Regions from separate parts of the Mus musculus genome. Here region 2 is linked to region 1. The links are chromatin loops, found by intact Hi-C in ENCODE. Cell type or tissue: heart. All regions are shown on one strand. Links, peaks and the distances in the headings refer to the core of each region. The heading gives the core; the rest is flanking DNA.

The links. A loop is a pair of places that touch in the nucleus more often than their neighbours do. Peaks named below come from ENCODE experiments on the same cell type or tissue, not always from the same donor. Only the 100,000 strongest peaks of a DNase experiment are listed, where the experiment ranks them.
Region 2: a loop joins it to region 1, with 2.1 times the contacts of the local background. A loop is called at or near these places in 2 of 42 quality-filtered maps.

The regions. Positions count from the first base shown.
Region 1 is chr11:16,520,335-16,528,733 of GRCm38, forward strand. No RefSeq gene overlaps it. Among named protein-coding and RNA genes, the nearest start is that of Sec61g, 16 kb to the left of the region's middle. In heart, for the core only: a CTCF peak has its summit at 4,744 (motif pointing right); no DNase peak of the experiment used is centred there.
Region 2 is chr11:16,791,739-16,800,137 of GRCm38, forward strand. All of the region lies in intron 1 of Egfr (epidermal growth factor receptor), which reads left to right. It overlaps Gm39584 (a long non-coding RNA gene), which reads right to left and starts at 1,711. Exons shown (of 2, transcript XR_872254.2): 1 at 1-1,711. In heart, for the core only: a CTCF peak has its summit at 3,500; DNase peaks (open chromatin) are centred at 3,533 and 6,523; H3K27me3 peaks cover 1,242 bases.

The DNA of each region.
Region 1 (8,399 bases), core at 332-8,331:
TAGGGCATGGTTTCTGTCCTTGTATTGGTTTTTTTCTGTTATTATTCTTTGAAGGGCTGGATTTGTGGAAAGATAATGTGTGAATTTGTTTTTGTCGTGGAATACTTTGGTTTCTCCATCTATGGTAATTGAGAGTTTAGCTGGGTATAGTAGCTTGGGCTGGCATTTGTGTTCTCTTAGTGTCTGTACAACATCTGCCCAGGATCTTCTGGCTTTCATAGTCTCTGGTGAAAAGTCTGGTGTAATTCTGATAGGCCTGCCTTTATATGTTACTTGACCTTTTTCCCTTACTGCTTTTAATATTCTCTTTTTATTTAGTGCATTTGTTGTCCTGATTATTATGTGTCAGGAGGAATTTCTTTTCTGGTCCAGTCTATTTGGAGTTCTGTAGGTTTCTTGTATGTTCATGGGCATGTCTTTCTTTTGGTTTGGGAAGTTTTCTTCTATAATTTTGTTGAAATATTTGCTGGCCCTTTGAGTTGAAAATCTTCATTCTCATCTACTCCTATTGTCTGTAGGTTTGGTCTTCTCATTGTGTCCTGGATTTCCTGGATGTTTTGAGTTAGTATCGTTTTGAATTTTGCATTTTCTTTGATTGTTGTGCCGATCTTCTGTATGGAATCTTCTGCACCTGAGATTCTCTCTTCCATCTCTTGTATTCTGTTGCTGATGCTTGCATCTATGGTTCCAGATTTCTTTCCTAGGGTTTCTGTCTCCAGGGTTGCCTCACTCTGGGTTTTCTGTTTTGTTTCTACTTCCCTTCTTAGGTCTTGGATGGTTTTATTCAATTCCATCACCTGTTTGATCGTGTTTTTCTGCAATTCTTTAAGGGATTTTTGTGCTTCCTCTTTAAGGTCTTCTACCTGTTTAGCAGTGTTCTCCTATATTTCTCTAAGTGAGTTATTAAAGTCCTTCTTGATGTCCTCTACCATCATCATGAGATATGCTTTTAAATCTGGGTCTAGCTTTTCAGGTGTGTTGGGGTGCCCTGGACTGGGCGAAGTGGGAGTGCTGTGTTCTGATGATGGTGAGTGGTCTTGGTTTCTCTTAGTAAGATTCTTATGCTTACCTTTCAACATCTGGTAATCTCTGCAGTTAGTTGTTATAGTTGTCTCTGTTTAGAGATTGTTCTTCTGGTGATTCTGTCAGCCTCTATCAGCATACCTGGGAGACTAGCTCTCTCCTCTGAGTTTCAGTGGTCGGAGCACTCTCTGGAGGCAAGCTCTCCTCTTACAGGGATGGTGCACAGTTATCTCTCGTTCAGACCTCCCTCCTGGCTGAAGATGAAGGCCCAAAACAGAACCTGTCCCAGAAGCTGTGTTGCTTTGGCCTGTCACAGAAGCTGTTAGCTTCTGTAGTCCACACTCTCACCTGTGCAGACTACTTTCGGTGGAGTCCTGGAAAACAAGATGGCTCCTGTGGCTTCTTGAGAGACCACTTTCAAAAATGAATATTATTAGAATCCTAAATTGATTTACTATTGGCAAAATCAATGCAACTCATTTAACAAAAAAGAAAGGAAGAAAGAAAGAAAGAAAGAAAGAAAGAAAGAAAGAAAGAAAGGGAAAGGAAAGGAAAGGAAAAGAAAAGAAAAGAAAAGAAAAGAAAAGAAAAGAAAAGAAAAGAAAAGAAGAGAAAAGAAAAGAGGATTGGGAAGATTTCCAACTACTTCAGAACAAAAATCAAAAATGCATCTGACAAAATGTAGCCCACACTTGTGACAAATGTTTTCATCAAAGTAGATGTGAAAGGAATCTCACTCTAACAAATGAAAAACAGTTTAAAGATGCATGGTGTCATATCTGATAGCAAAAGACTGGATTTCATTTTCCAATGTCTAGGATCCAGGCTTTACACATGTCACTTTCATTCTGGCTCTCCTAGAAACCATTGGCATAAACAGGACAGAAAATACTACATTGAAAGAAAAAAAACACTTAAGTAGACACAAAAAGTGTGGACTGTATAATTCTTCCCAAATGAACTAAGTCAAAGTTGACAGACAGTAAAAGAAAACATTCTACCAGAGGCTGGGACTGAGACTGGTATCTGTTAACAGGCCCAAGGGTGAGTTTTCAAAGTAAAGGAATCATTCAAAGTCTCTCTCTCTTTTTTTTTTTTTTAGTTCACATTTTGAGTGTTATCCCCCTCCCCAGTTTCCCCTCTGCAAACCCCCATCCCATCCCCTCTAACCCTGCTTCTATAAGTATGTTCACCCACCCACCCACACTCCCACCTCACCCCCTAGAATTCCTCTACACTGGGGCATCAAGCCTTCACAGGACCAAGGGCCTCCCCTCACATTGATGACAGTTAAGGGAGTCCTCTGCTACATATTCAGCTGGAGCCTTGGGTCCTTCCATGTGTACTCTATGGTTGGTGTTTTGGTCCCTGGGAGCTCTGGGAGTTCTGATTGTTTGATATTGTTCTTCTTATGGGGTTGCAAACCCCTTCAGCTCCATCAATCCTTCCCCTAACATCTCCATTGGGATCCCCATGCTCAGTCCGAAGGATTCTGAAGTACATGCATCTATGTTGGTCAGGCTCTGGCAGAGCCTCTCAGGAGACAGCTATATCAGGCTCCTGGCAGCAAGAAATTCTTGGCATCACTAACAGTATCTGGGTTTAGTGTCTGCATATGGTATGGATCCCGAAGTGAGGCAGTCTCTGGATGACTTTTCCTTCAGTCTCTGCTCCACTTTTTGTCCCTGTATTTACTTTAGACCAGAGGAATTCTGGGTTAATATTTTTGAGATGGGTAGGTGGCCCCATTCCTCAACCAGGGGCCATGCCTAACCTCTGTTATGGTCCTTACAGGTTCTCTCTCTCTCTCTCTCTCTCTCTCTCTCTCTCTCTCTCTCTCTCCTTAGTTGGATATTTCAGCTTATGTCATCCTCGTTGTTTTCTAGGAGCCTCTTGCTTTCCTGGCATCTGGGACTTTCTAGCGGCTATCCCCATTTCCCCATCCAATTTCCTGAACAGAACACCAATGGCCCAGGCTCTAAGATCAACTATAGACAAATGGGATCTCATAAACTTGCAAAGCTTCTGTAAGGCAAAGGACACTGTCATCTTAACCAACCCTACATCTGGTAGAGGGCTAAGATCCAAAATATACAAAGAACTCAAGAAGTTACATTCCAGAGAACCAAATAACCCTATTAAAATGGGGTACAGAGCTAAACAAAGAACTCTCATTTGAGAAATATCGAATAGCTGAGGAGCAGCTAAAGAAATGTTCAACAACCTTAGTCATCAGGGAAGTGCAAATCTAAACAACCCTGAGATTCCACCTCACACCAGCCAGAATGGCTAAGATCAAAAATTCAGTTGACAGCAGATGCTGGTGAGGATGTGGAGAAAGAGCAACACTCCTCCATTGCTGGTAAGATTGCAAGCTGGTACAATCACTCTGGAAGTCAGTCTGGCAGTTCCCCCAGACAATTTATATCACTCTTGGGCATAAGCCCAAAAGATTCTCCAACATATAACAAGGGCACATGCTCCATTATGTTCATAGCAGCCTTATTTATAATAGCCAGAAGCTTAAAACAACCTAGATGTCCCTCATCAGAGGAATGGATACAGAAAATGTGGTACATTTACACAATGGAGTACTACTCAGCTATTAAAAACAATGACTTCATGAAATTCTTAGGCAAATGGGTGGGACTAGAAAATATCCAGAGTGTAGTAACCCAGTCACAAAACACACATGGTATGTACTCACTTATAAGTGGATATTAGGCAAAAAGCTTGGAATACCCATGATACAACTCACAGACCATATGAAGCTCAAGAAGAAGGAAGACCAAAAATAATCAAGGGAGGTAGAGAGAGAGAGAGGAATTAAGGGAGGGAGAAAGGAGTGGGGAGGAAATAAGAGGCCAGGATCAGGTGTGAGAGGAGACAGGGGAGATGTACAGAGGATCAGGCAATTGAACAGAGGTGTGTAGCATTTGAAATTTTATGTTGCTGGTTGTGCTCAGTCTTCTTGCACTCCATATGGTCTATTGCAACCCCTTGAACATATAACTTTTATAACTCATGATTGGCTTATTATGCAATGCATAACATTGTAGTTTTGATTATTATATGTCTTAGTGAAGTTAGTATTTTTGTGATGAAACCCCATGACTAAAAGCAAACTGGGGAGGAAAGGATTTATGTGGCTTACATTTTCACACCACCTCCCATAGGTGGAAGAAGTTAGGACAGGAACTCAAGCAGGACAGTAGGAGCTCCTGGAGGCAGGAGCTAATGCAGAGGCTATGCAAAAGTGCTGCTTACTGTTCCCAATGCCTTGCACAGCCATTCTTATAAAACCTGTGACCACCAATCCAAGGATGGCACCATGCACGATAATCTGGGCCTTGCCCATCAGTGACTAATTAAGAAAATCTCCTACAGGCAGAGCCATTTTCTCAATTGAGGTTTCTTCCTCTCTAAAGACTCTAGCTTGTGTCAAGTTAACATAAAACTAACCAGCACATCATACTATAATACAGTTGTTTACAATAGCCTATTGATTGACATAGACTACGTACATGTATGAAAGAGTCATAAACTCATCATTTTGAATAATTAGCAAACACAAACAAGGAAGTGGGAGGTATAAAATTATATACATGTACTTGTGTTATTTAGTTTGAATCTTGAAACAAAAATTAGAATCTGTACTAGGGAACAAGTATTAAACACTAAAAGAACCATGGTGATGCATATTTCTATGTGAAATATCTGGAAAAGACACAAGATGGCGATGTTCCACCAAGAAAATATACACAAATTCTGTGGCTGTATCCAAACCCTGGTGAGCCCTTGGACTGATTCCCCTCCATGCTCTTTTCCAAGGAGCTTTGGAAGCCATTTCTAGTATTGTAATTGCTATCTCCAATCAAAAACTATCCTTTAAACATCTCAAAATCGTATTAACTTTCTCTTTTCAGCTATCACTAATACAGTTCAAAAGTGCAGTAGTTTGATATCAGTACAATATTTACTACTATGGACACTCCTGCCTACTGAATGTTGAAAACTCAGTATAAGTCTATTGTAAAATAGCACCCTAATTTTTTAAAGAGTGCTTGGATCCCTCTAGAGTTCCTGATTTTGTGTTTCAGATAGTCATAAATAGAGGGCAGTGCAGGAACATGGATCTCTGACACAGTGGTGTGGGAAAGACGGAGGAACTGACTCTAAGTCTGTGCACTCTTTAACAACTTTGTCATCTAGGAAAGAAGACATAGCCAGGTTGTTAGGGAGCACCAAGAAACATTCATTCACTCAATGCTACAGAGGAAAGAAAATGGATCCATTTCCCAAACTATCTATTTGATTCAGAATCGCTTTCTTTCTTTCTTTCTTTCTTTCTTTCTTTCTTTCTTTCTTTCTTTCTTTCTTTCTTTCTTTCTTTCTTTCTTTCTTTCTTTCTTTCTTTCTTTCTCTCTGTGACACAGTCCAGCAAAGCCATACTGATGGAAGTGGAAAGGTCAGCGTAGGAACTTTGGGAAGGTCATGAAACCCTCAGCCCTCTGGAAGGGAGAGGCTAATTAGCATTTCTCAGACCTAAGGGCAGGAACCTGCGGGTGGGGACACATTCCTCAGGACAGACCATTGCTCACCTTCAGACAAGGGAAGTCCTTGTCACCTCATTCCCTAAAGACCAATCAGTTTAAAAGGTGCACTGTTCAGCCAATCATATTGTGCCTAGTTGCAGATGCTCTGTTCTGGCCCTGGAAACCATATAAAAATTCCCCAAACTGGTGCTGGGGGGTCACTGCCTCTCCTTTGGGTCTGGACGACTCCAGTGCACTGGAACAATAAATTCCTCTTGCTTTTTGCGTTGATCCTGACTCCACATGGTTCACTCAGGTGTCCCTGGTAAGCTAAGGCTCCCCGGAGTCTTACAAGACTTTGCCACTCTGGTGGCAACAGAAAAATCCAGAAAAGGACATTTGGACTTTGGGTCTAATGTCCAATTTTTATGTGATCCCTGCACTGACAGATGCTCAGCAGCCAAGGCAAGATGATGGAATTGATGGTACATATTACCGTTAAAGTCTCTGGTCTGTGAGAGAGGGACTTGTGGATTGTAATTATGGTACTCCAGGATAGAGACTCAGCCTGCCCTGAATATTGTGCATAATTCTTTGAGCTTGTTCCCAAGTGGCTCTAAGCTCTAGTTTGCTTTTCTAAAAGATGAAGGAAGCCACATCTTTCTCACGGGATTGTTTGTAAGATTAACAGATGCTCTGTGCAAGTGCTGGCACTCAAGGTCTCATTATGCGATTAGTTTGTGTCCCTCCTCTCTTTTGTGGTTACCTGCAATCCTGTGACTAATTCTCTGCTTCTGAGATAAATTCCAGTGGCAAACCTCCAAGTGAGTGCAGGGCTCTGGTCCTGAATGTTTATAAAGGGATGTGAGCATGCTCCTCACAAGGTTTGCTCATATTTTCTGTCCTTTCTTCTGAATCTGGGTAGAAGATTAAATTCTGTCCATTTCTTTTGGCAACAGTAGTTTGCTAAACCTTTCCAAGGGGGACCTTCATATGTCTACACCATGTGATAAGCTGGAAGATGAGAACTTCCCAAGGATATCTCAGAATCACTTGCCTTTCTTAAACACTGGTCTCTAGGGCTTCCCATTTACATGGTACTGTGCTGATCTTCATGTTGCAGCCCCTCACATATCTCAGTCACCTGGACATGGCATCATGTGGTTGTATACATCAGTCATTAGAATACATATATTCCCTCAGCTAATATGGATTTTGAACATCCCTGCAGGGCCCATGCTCCCAAATGTTCATGCCACAGGAAGATTGATGAACTGCTAAGAGGTGGGGTCTATTAGAAGGAAGTAAGGTCACTTATTTGAAAAGGACTATGGGACCCTGTTCTCTTCCTTTGTCTCTGGTTGAGTCCTGGACATGACATGATCCACTTTTCTCCATAAGCATACTTGTTGAATGATGCACTGTCTTATCTCAGGGCTGAAGCCAACTTATCGTAGACCAAAAGTGTGAGAAACAAAACCAAACCAACTTTTTCCTTATAAGCTGGTCCTCTCACACATAAAAGGAAAGCAGATGTACTCTGTCCAACATCATCTATGATTTTTCTTGTATCCTTCCCCTTAACATCTAGCTGATGGTCACCCAGAAGTCCTAACCAGTCAGTTCCTGCACCTTCTCCCTGGCTTCAGCAGGCTGCAGCATTCTCCTGCAAGTTTCTCTCTATTCCTGTACCACCCTACCATGCTCTTCTCTTCCAGGTCCAGGTGTAAACTCTTAATATGCTGCCAATCTGGAGTCCTTCCCTTTAGCTTCTTGCACAGCTTCTTATTGCAGCTAACTTAAAATCTATGCTCCTGTGGACCTCCTGACTGCCTCGCTGCAGTCCTCCCATTTCCCTTTCAGTCACTGTGGTTCCAGTTTATTTTCGGTCTCTTTAATACAACGCATCTTCCCACCCAAACCTCCACACTTACTTCTTTCCTTAACTCCCAGTAAAAAGCACTGTGTCAAGATGTTCTGTATATCTGTGCCTATGTATAGGAACATCTGTAAAGTACCTGTTTGGGGAAGTGGCTTTGTTGTTTAAAAAAAAAAAAAAAAAAGGCCTTTATCTCGTTTATTATTAGCTGAGAGTATCAGGCATAGTCACGTAGAACAGGAATTGGGAAATATTCGATGAATGAGCAAAAGAAAAATAGAATGAAAAATTAGAAAGTGCACAAGTGAAAATCAAGTGAAATTTAGAAAGGTTTTGCTCATCCTAAAAGAAGTAGGCCTTGACACTGGCCCAGAGCCTGTAGTGAATGGAACCTGAGTTTCATAAAACCCTGTCACTGAAAGAAGTCAAAGGGAAAAGAGTGTCATATGTATTCCTTCATTGTGAGGGGTTCTTCCGTGGCTTCTCCATGTAAGACATACAAACCTGGTGTGGCCACATTCCCAGCTTTGGAACTGTACTTACAGACTTGATGTGCGTTGCCTCTCAGATAGCTCTTTGCTATCAGTCAGAGCTTCATGATGTCCAAGGAAGGTGTTGGGATTCTTTTAGAGACACGCACAGTTACCCACAGCAGCAAGAAAATCTTTAATCTGTCTTGTTTATCTGAAAGTAGGATCACAGAATGTTCTGTTTGGTTTTGGCAGCAAGGGTGATGATGAGGTTGTTTCCGCTGGGACAAGGTCAACACTGCTAATATTCATGGCATCAGGACCAAATTTGGACTACTTCTAAATTAGAAAAGTAAAAGTTGCCCAAGGGAACAGATGAGCTAAATGCGAAAGTGAGTGACTAACATCACTAGTTGAAAGTACTCATCGAGCACCTAATCACATGATCAGAGTCAGCTCTTTGCGATTAATTGTTTTAGGCTGGCCTGGAAC
Region 2 (8,399 bases), core at 247-8,246, 270 kb after region 1:
TAAGGAAACCACAGACCTGACGCTGAAGCATTACTACTGTGTCCACAACATTGTCGCACTGGATATCAAATTGTTCCCTCACTGTGTCTTCTATTTCTTTTCAGATTTACTAAATGAAAACAAATACATTCTGTGGAATGTGCTTTGGCCACTTGTTATGAGCAGTGGTATTTAGCTCAAGGTATTGAATCCTTCCTCAACAAGGAAGGTCAGCAACCTGAGCCATACAAGTCTTCTCTCCAAGTCAATGAAATTTAAAATTGGGACAGTGCTCTAAAGTAACTGATTTAGAGCACACACTTCCATGTGTCCAGTGTCATAAAGTCATTTCATTTTGCTATCAGTTGGGATTGGTGGGTTAAAGGGAGACCATTTAAACCCCTGGTGTTACACTGATATTAAGAGAATACAAAATTGGTTCTACCTTTGCTTGCAGCTAGACACATCCTGGTTCTTTTCACCGAGATGTGGAGGATTCACGTGTAAGAGTGTTGGCCTAGCACCAACCTTCAGCTGTGCAACCACAGATCTTTCCTGGCTGCTCCTGGAGTTGATTGTACAGTATATTCTTTGTATTTAACAGTAACGAGAAGTAATGACATGTACATCCCTGACTGCTGTAAACAGTGCAGAGAGAAAACAAGCATGCTCGAATGTTTACGGGTGTTCCCAAACTACACAGAGGTGAAACCCCAGAGCTCTGTGTTGAGGTCATCATTTCAGGAGGCGGGCCTAAAGCTGGAGTTCTAGTCCCCACCACACATTCCTGTGTGAGTACAACAGAATGAAACCCAGTATAAGGTCAAAGCAGAGGGAGGCTGCTTATGTTCAAAGAAAAGAGATAGTCAGCCAACTGCAGGTTTCATATTAGCACCAAAGAACAAACTAATTATAAAGCTCCACAGAGACACAGTCCACATGAGAAGACCTTTTCCACTCCAGCATTAGCTCTGTACAACAGTGGTAAGAGGAGAGGGGAGGAGCAGAGAGAGGGAGACGTTCTGTTTGGCATGGGGAGATCTTAGGTGAGACTGCTAAGTCTCCTTGGATAGTCACCTCTTCCTTTTGCTACCATTTCTTCAGCAATATCAAGAGACTCAAGTCTTAGGAAGCAGTCTGAGACTTTCAGTTCCTGATTTGTTCAGAAGATGGATGGTAAAGTTTTATTTTGTGTGTGTGTGTTGTTTTAAGTGAGATGCTTATTTCAGAGAATGCAAATCATTTAAGTGAAAGTATGGTGGTTACTTTCTTTGTAAACTTCATTGCTTGTGTGAAAGACATATTCTCATTATTTCCCCTGTACTGTCATTGTCTTCAGAAATGTAAATGGGCTGTTTACAGTGCAGGAAGCTTCCCTGGCTTTTGAAGTTTTCAGAATTCATGTCCTTTGGGGACACACCAGCAATTATCTGTCACCTCTGAGGTCAGGAGGTCTGAAAGCCATTGCTTATGCTTTCCCCTTCCAAGAATTCCAGGCGGCCTACTTCCAGGGATGTTCTCACAAATATGCCATGTATTTATGAAACCAGAAGTCGCCTGGAGTTTCCTTGGCTGTGGCAGACAGCAATGCGGTTTGTGTCCTTAGCTGTGGCAGAGAGCAATGTGGTTCTTGCTGCTTTTCAAGCATCACACTTGAGAAGCTCATGAACACCAATACATCTAGTAAAACAGGTTTCTTTTGTTTTCAAAGGAGAACACTGCCACATGCCTTATCCCACCGTTCTCTGAACTTTGTGGCCTTTTTCTGTGCACCCTCTCTGGAGTCTTGAAAGCTCCAGTTTCCCCTCCTTCACAGCAGACAATACTATTCTTTATTTCTGCTTAGACAGAACATTGGTTTTGGTAAATAGCACGGTACTCTTTTGAGTCCCCCTGATATCAACTTACTTATTCTTTTTCAGCTGTTCAGAGCTATTCTGCTGCTTCATAGGACCATCGGGGCTTAGGATAAAGAGGAGTTATTCATTTTTAAAAGTTGACCTGTTTAGAGAAGAAAGAGAGCCAAAGTGAGTACTGATCCAATTTCCCTCACAAGTTTGGAATGTGAAGGCAGAGAGAAGACACATATAAAGGAGTGTGTTTTTAAAAGCATGAGATCCTGGGATGGAAGGGGGCTCTGGCTTCGGTTCCCTCAGTTCCTTTTGTAGAAGAAAATGCTCAGACTCTCTCAGAGGGTTTTGCGAATGTCTTCTAGTACTGTTGTTAGCAGCATTGGTGGCTTCCCATGCTGATCTGAGAAACAAATTGACACACATATGAAAGAAGAAGTGACGTGCTGGAAGACATCAGAGCTGCAGAGAGAACAGGCAGTGTGTCCCGATGATAGGTCTTAGAAAGAGCTCATTTATTCATTTCATAAAATTTTCATTTATTCAATGGCAACATGGCTACAGACATACCACATAGGGTTCAGTAGCTTAGGTCTGTGTCAAAGCTGCTATCGGTAGATGTGGAGACAAGCCTGGATCTGAATGTTGGATCTTTCCTTGTGCCTGAGTGGCCTGGGATCTCCCTCTTGCTACCTACTCACACTGAACAAATAGTGTGTAGGCAGGTCTCAGTTTCTTAGGAAGTAGCAGAAAGGAATCCAGGGCATAGACATCACTGCTCAAAAGTAAGAGATGGGGGAAGAGACCCATCGTTCTTGTTCTATTGGTGTATGCTGGAGTGGAAACTCATAAAGGACATGACAGGATACACTTGTTTCCTAAACTGTATACATTTTTTTTGTTAGGCATTTATGCCTAAGAGAAAAGAAGCGATTGTTTTGAATGTATGTTACATTTTCTGTTACCTTAACTCTATTTTACCCAGTCATTTCTCAGTGATAGCCAAAGGGCTGGGTCCTGTGGTACTACAACTATCCTGAAAGACCTCTGTTTTCCTTGCTAACTCCTACCATTGAGCCCCACAAGTCCTAGGGTGCCCCAATCTAGGGATTGCTCATATTTTGCTTTTAAAAGGGAGTTAGAGAGATAGCTTGGACCTACTACAATATAGGAGTCTGTTTAACCCTCTTCCTTGAAGCATATCCTGTACAGATGGCACAGCCAGCATAACCTGCCTCCATGACTCCTTTCAGACTTCAAAAGCTCTTCCTTTCTTAACAGTCTGTGTTAAGCACATATCCAGAGCAGCACACGTGTATGTGTATGCACATGAGCACCTGGAGTTCACAGAGACTCCAGACAGACATGTTTCTGCTTAAATACAGAGAGGTTTGAAGTCTGTTTTAAATTGATGGAGAATCACCACTCTTTGCAGACTGTATCTGAAAGAGAAAAAAACATACAAAAAATAATCTCAGCATATTTAGGCCACATTAACTATGTTCCAGTGTGCTGCTTATCTGTTTAAAGACAATTACCACAGTTTTCTGGATGAGGCAAGACAAAATATCCAGTAACTTAGCAACATAAACAGAAAAGAGCCAGCACTACTACAGATTTTTCTCTTGGGCTGGATCACAAAGTACTGGCAAGAAAAAAGCTGACAGCCCTAGCCTTGTCCTGCTGAGGTCACTGTGGCCAGGGTAGTGTCCTGTGCACATGCTGCAGTGTCACATGCACATTGTCCCAAGTTCCCAGCCAGCAAATTTTCTTCCCTTGGTGCTGAAGATGAAACACTAAGTTTCACATACTATCTAACTCTGAATCACACCCCAGCCCCATTGCCATGGCCCTAAATAAAGCTCTCCTTTTGTATGTGACCCACAAGAATGTAAATTAAATGTTGCATATAAAGTTAAAATGCAAACTTCCTTTCCAATTTGTGTTACATCTGTCGAGGATCAGAAGCTGTTAGCAAAGTAATTTGGACCTTTTGTTCAAGAAACTTCGAATGGGCTTTATCCTTACTTGACCCATTCAAGGTAAGTCTCTTGAGTCTCAAGGCGTTGTACAGAGATAAGAGAACTTGTGCTTACACAAATAAGGTGCACACCCCAGCTTGCCTAGTTAGTTGCTAAGGGATTGGACAGTAAGTGCCTTGAGCCACGTGCACCTTTGCCTTCTTGTTGGCACCACAGACGTAATAATATTTATTACTTGAAGGCAGCGGTTCTCAACTTTTCTAATGCTGTGACCATCTAATCCAGTTCCCTATGTTGTGATGCCTCTCAGCCATAAAATTATTTTCATTGCTAGGTCATAACTGTAATTTTGTTACTGTTATAAATCATAATATAAAATGTCAATGTTTTCTGATGGTCATAGATGACCCCTGTGAAAGGGTTGTTCAACTCCCAAAGGCCAAACTGTGTTACTACACTTAGACTAGGAGTGCTCAGGCTTGACTGTACCTTATCTCTCCTGGGAGCCAACCCTCTGGCTACCTGACCTGTCAGTCATCATTTCTCCTCCTGAAGAATGACAAATATCTGACATTAAAGGTCCCCACCCCATTATTTAACCAGTTAGTCACCTTTGAAAAAATTTTTTTTCTGAACATTGAAGGAATCCCTTCAGTGCAGCCACATCCAGGATGAGGCAGGGGGAGACTTGATCTAGAACGTGGCACAACATGGTAGATGAGAAGATATTTGGGGGGAGAATAAAATCAAGTATCCCTCAGAGTGTGTGCTCTTGGCATGCTTGTATGGGAGATGCTTGCACAGTAAGTACGTCAAAGGTGCCCCCAGTTTGGACAACTTCCAAAATCTACCAACAGGAATTTGAATGCACCTTGTTTGGTACACTTCTTTCTGAGCTAAGTTTGCCCTTCCCTCACAGGCACTGTACACAATCTGCATGCTTTATGGCTGCTCCAACAGCCCTCAGGCATGGGTGCAGAAATCCTTAGTGCTGGCTTATTTATGGTTTTTAATTCTTCCGGCGTGTGAGTCTGCTTTTTGTCATTCCTGTCACATGTGGGCTCTTCTGAGTTGCATGCTATCTTCCCTGTGATAAAAAAAAAAAGCGCACCAAATCCACACACCTTCTCAGACTCTGAGTCACGTTTTGACAGTAATTTCTATTATGGATCCAGTAAGAACTTGGGGAAGATCAGTTTCAGTCTGCGACTTGATTTTTAATTCCCTTCCTGGTTGATCACTTAACCTGGTGCATTAATATCCATGCTCCATTCTAGATGCCTTGAATAAGAACTGCAAGTTGTGAGAAAGTTTAAAACAAACACTGGCTCACTATGGCCTTCCGTAGTTAGCTCATGTCAGAAACAAAACGTGTAAGTGGTGATCTCACACTTTCTCTCCAGTTGGAAGGCATGGGACGTTTTTCCAGAAAAAAAAATTTGTGGATAATACAGATTTTTAAAAATCATCTAACATTATAAAAATATCTCCTCTCTTCTCCACACTCCTGCTTTTAATTTCTATGTATAATATTATTAGGGAATGTGTAATTTTTCTAATGCATATCTTAACATCAAGGGACATTTTTAATCAACTAGATTAACTGGCAATGTCAAGATTATCTTGTCAAATTAAGAAATGATGTATATCAGTCAAACAACTAAAAAGTTCTGGGAAGGTCATTTTTTTTTAAAATGTATTTTCGTTCAGAAATTAATTCAAAATTAAAGCCATGTTATTTTAGAGCTCTGTTCTGGAAACTGTTGGCTATAACCATCATAATAGTGGAAAATCAAAAAGGGAACTTCAAGAGACTTTCAGTGTCACTAAACACACTTTGTCAAGTGCTTCAAATTTTTAAAGAGCAGGTATAGGTACTTGAACAGAAGGCACAGGTGTGTTGGTAGCACAAAAAGGCCACCCTTGGAGGAACAGATCACATGATCCACTCTGCATTCTTCCCCAAAGACTAACCAGTGCAGAAGCAAGAGCTAAAAGAAACACACTCTTAAGAAACACCACAGGGGCCTGGAGAGATAGTTCACCAGAGTAGGTGGCAAGCACCTTTTTCTTCTGAGCCAAGTTCAAACCTCAGGACACACATGGTAGAAATAGTGGCTTCCCACAAGTTGTCCTCTGACCTCCACCTGTGCGAACTACCTCTCCCCAAAACACAAGTACAAACAATAAATGAGCAATCAAATGTTTACATCATAGTCTCAGGTCAGCACACTGTCTCTGCTAACCCGGACAGTAGTGGTTGTACTTCTTGCCCTGTTCCTACATCATGCAAAGGACCCCGCCTCTTAGCCCCTGCAATCATTACCTTTTGCTCTGAACCTTCCCTTTACGGAAGCTTCCCTTTTATCAATTGTCTTGTAAATGTCACCACTGAGACACAAGTTCTTCTGTAGCACAGTTTATATTTAACTTCAGAATATATCCACTGTGGAATATACTTAGAAACAATAGCAAGCAATATATTTAGGATGAATTTACTAATCTGATTCCCACCCCCACCCCCAGATTAAGTCCTATTTATGTCATTAGTTATACATGGCTGTGTTCTTCCTGAATCTTAAGAATACATCCTTCAGACTTCATGACATTGGGCTACCTGAAGCCTGCATCCTGGTCACAAGTTTGCTTAGGAGGCAGATCCCATCACAGTGGTGAGAAAAGAGCCCAGGCAGCCTCTCAGGAGATCACAGCTGCTGTCTCTGGCAAGCTCTGAGCTACACCATGTTCTCTGGGATTGGAACTCTTTATTTTTTTCTTCTTTCAGTTGGTCTGCAAATAGGATTCTACAATAACCCATGTGCATGAAGTCTCCAAATCAGAATTTGCTGAGCTAAAAAGAGCACTAAATGAGATGGGCTGGCTTTCAGTTGGTGAGAATGCAATCTATAACTACATAACAGTTCTTTACAAAATAAGCAAGCAGACTCACTGGGCATTTCCATTCAACTGGAAATATCCAAGCTTATTTAACTCAATTAATTGTTCTTGTCCATTTTTTTTTACAGCCTAGCCAGTGTCCATTAGCAATTAGTTATGAATGGCACATTTGATATGGAAACATCTCATTTGAGGTGCTACTGTGGTTTATTTTGAAAATTTGGTTAGCTTTGTTCTAACAGCTTTAAAAGCATTACAACCCGTCCTATCCGGGAGCTTAATGAACATTCCATACAACTTACCTTGCCAAAATTTTGGACTGAAATAAAATCCTCACCATAACTGAACAGACCAATAGAAATGGTAACAAATATCAACAAATATACTTAAAACTCAAGAAAGCCTTGCAGGTTCCTTTAATGAGTCACAACATATAAAGATTTTAATATGAAGGCTCCATGCTACCAGCAAAAGCTAATTTCCTTGGCAGACAAAATTGTAATAAACATTATGCTATGCACCTTGGTTTAAGTTATTAGGACAATGGGGGGTGTATGTGATGGGGCATGTTCGGGGAGCACAACAGGAGGGGGATGAAGACTGGACTATAAAAAAGGATTAAAGATTAAAAAAAAAAAACATGTTTTTAGGACAGTGTGTGACCCAGATTACACAACTAATGTTAAGAGAAAGATTTTTCTTTTGGATTTTTGTTGCTGGGTATACCCATTTTCATATGCAAGCACACACACACACATTCTTCATCTATTAGAGATGAGTGAGCTGGCCTGCTCTCATTGCTTCAATTGTGTTCTGCCTCCTAAGAATTCTCATGACAGCAACTTGGGCTTTCAAGTGGCCCAGTGTAGTCAAGTTCAAAACAATATATTCCTAAGCTTCAGGAGGAATGTAGGTATGTTTGATCCATGATATAAACATCATTTAATTCATTAATATTAGAGCCCTGTATGAATCTTCCAATGCTCCTTGTAATAAACCCCAATTAAAGCATGATTGCTTCACACAGAAGCCTCCAGCAAAAGACTTCTGCCTGTTTGAATGCCATTAGTGGAGTAGACAGCTCTCCATTCTCAAAGAATTATTTGTACACACATTGTACTGACCCACTTGAGTATGTCAGATTATGTTATGTCAGAGCTCTGAGGAACTTCATATAAGGTTTGCACCTTCATAGGTATGCCTGGTCCCTGTCACTGGCCATTCTATTGTAGGATGTCAATAAACATGAAGAATAGACAATGGGAAGTGGGAAATGGCAAACAGCAGAGGACATGAATCAGCATGTGCTTTGAAATTAGAAAATGGAAGTCACTGCAGAGAGAGAACCAATAACAGCTAAATAAAAGTTAGATAACACTGCACATTACTGCCAATATATGTGTGCCCTTACTGAGGACATACACAATAATGTGTGACCTGAAGAATCATTTGATGCTTTGGCAAGATGATTGAGGGTCTGCAGTGCACATACAACTCAGCCCTTCCTTCACCTCTAGGACATCTTGGCAAATGTGACAGTTTGAGTGACTAGTGTTCTTTGCCAGCTATAGGCTACTTATATGGTGCTGTGAATGGGCCAAGAATCTGGCCTCTGGAACACAGCATTCCTTGACAGTCATTAAGTAAGGTTTCTGAGGAAAAAAAATATTTATGGCTGTGGGATTGTTTT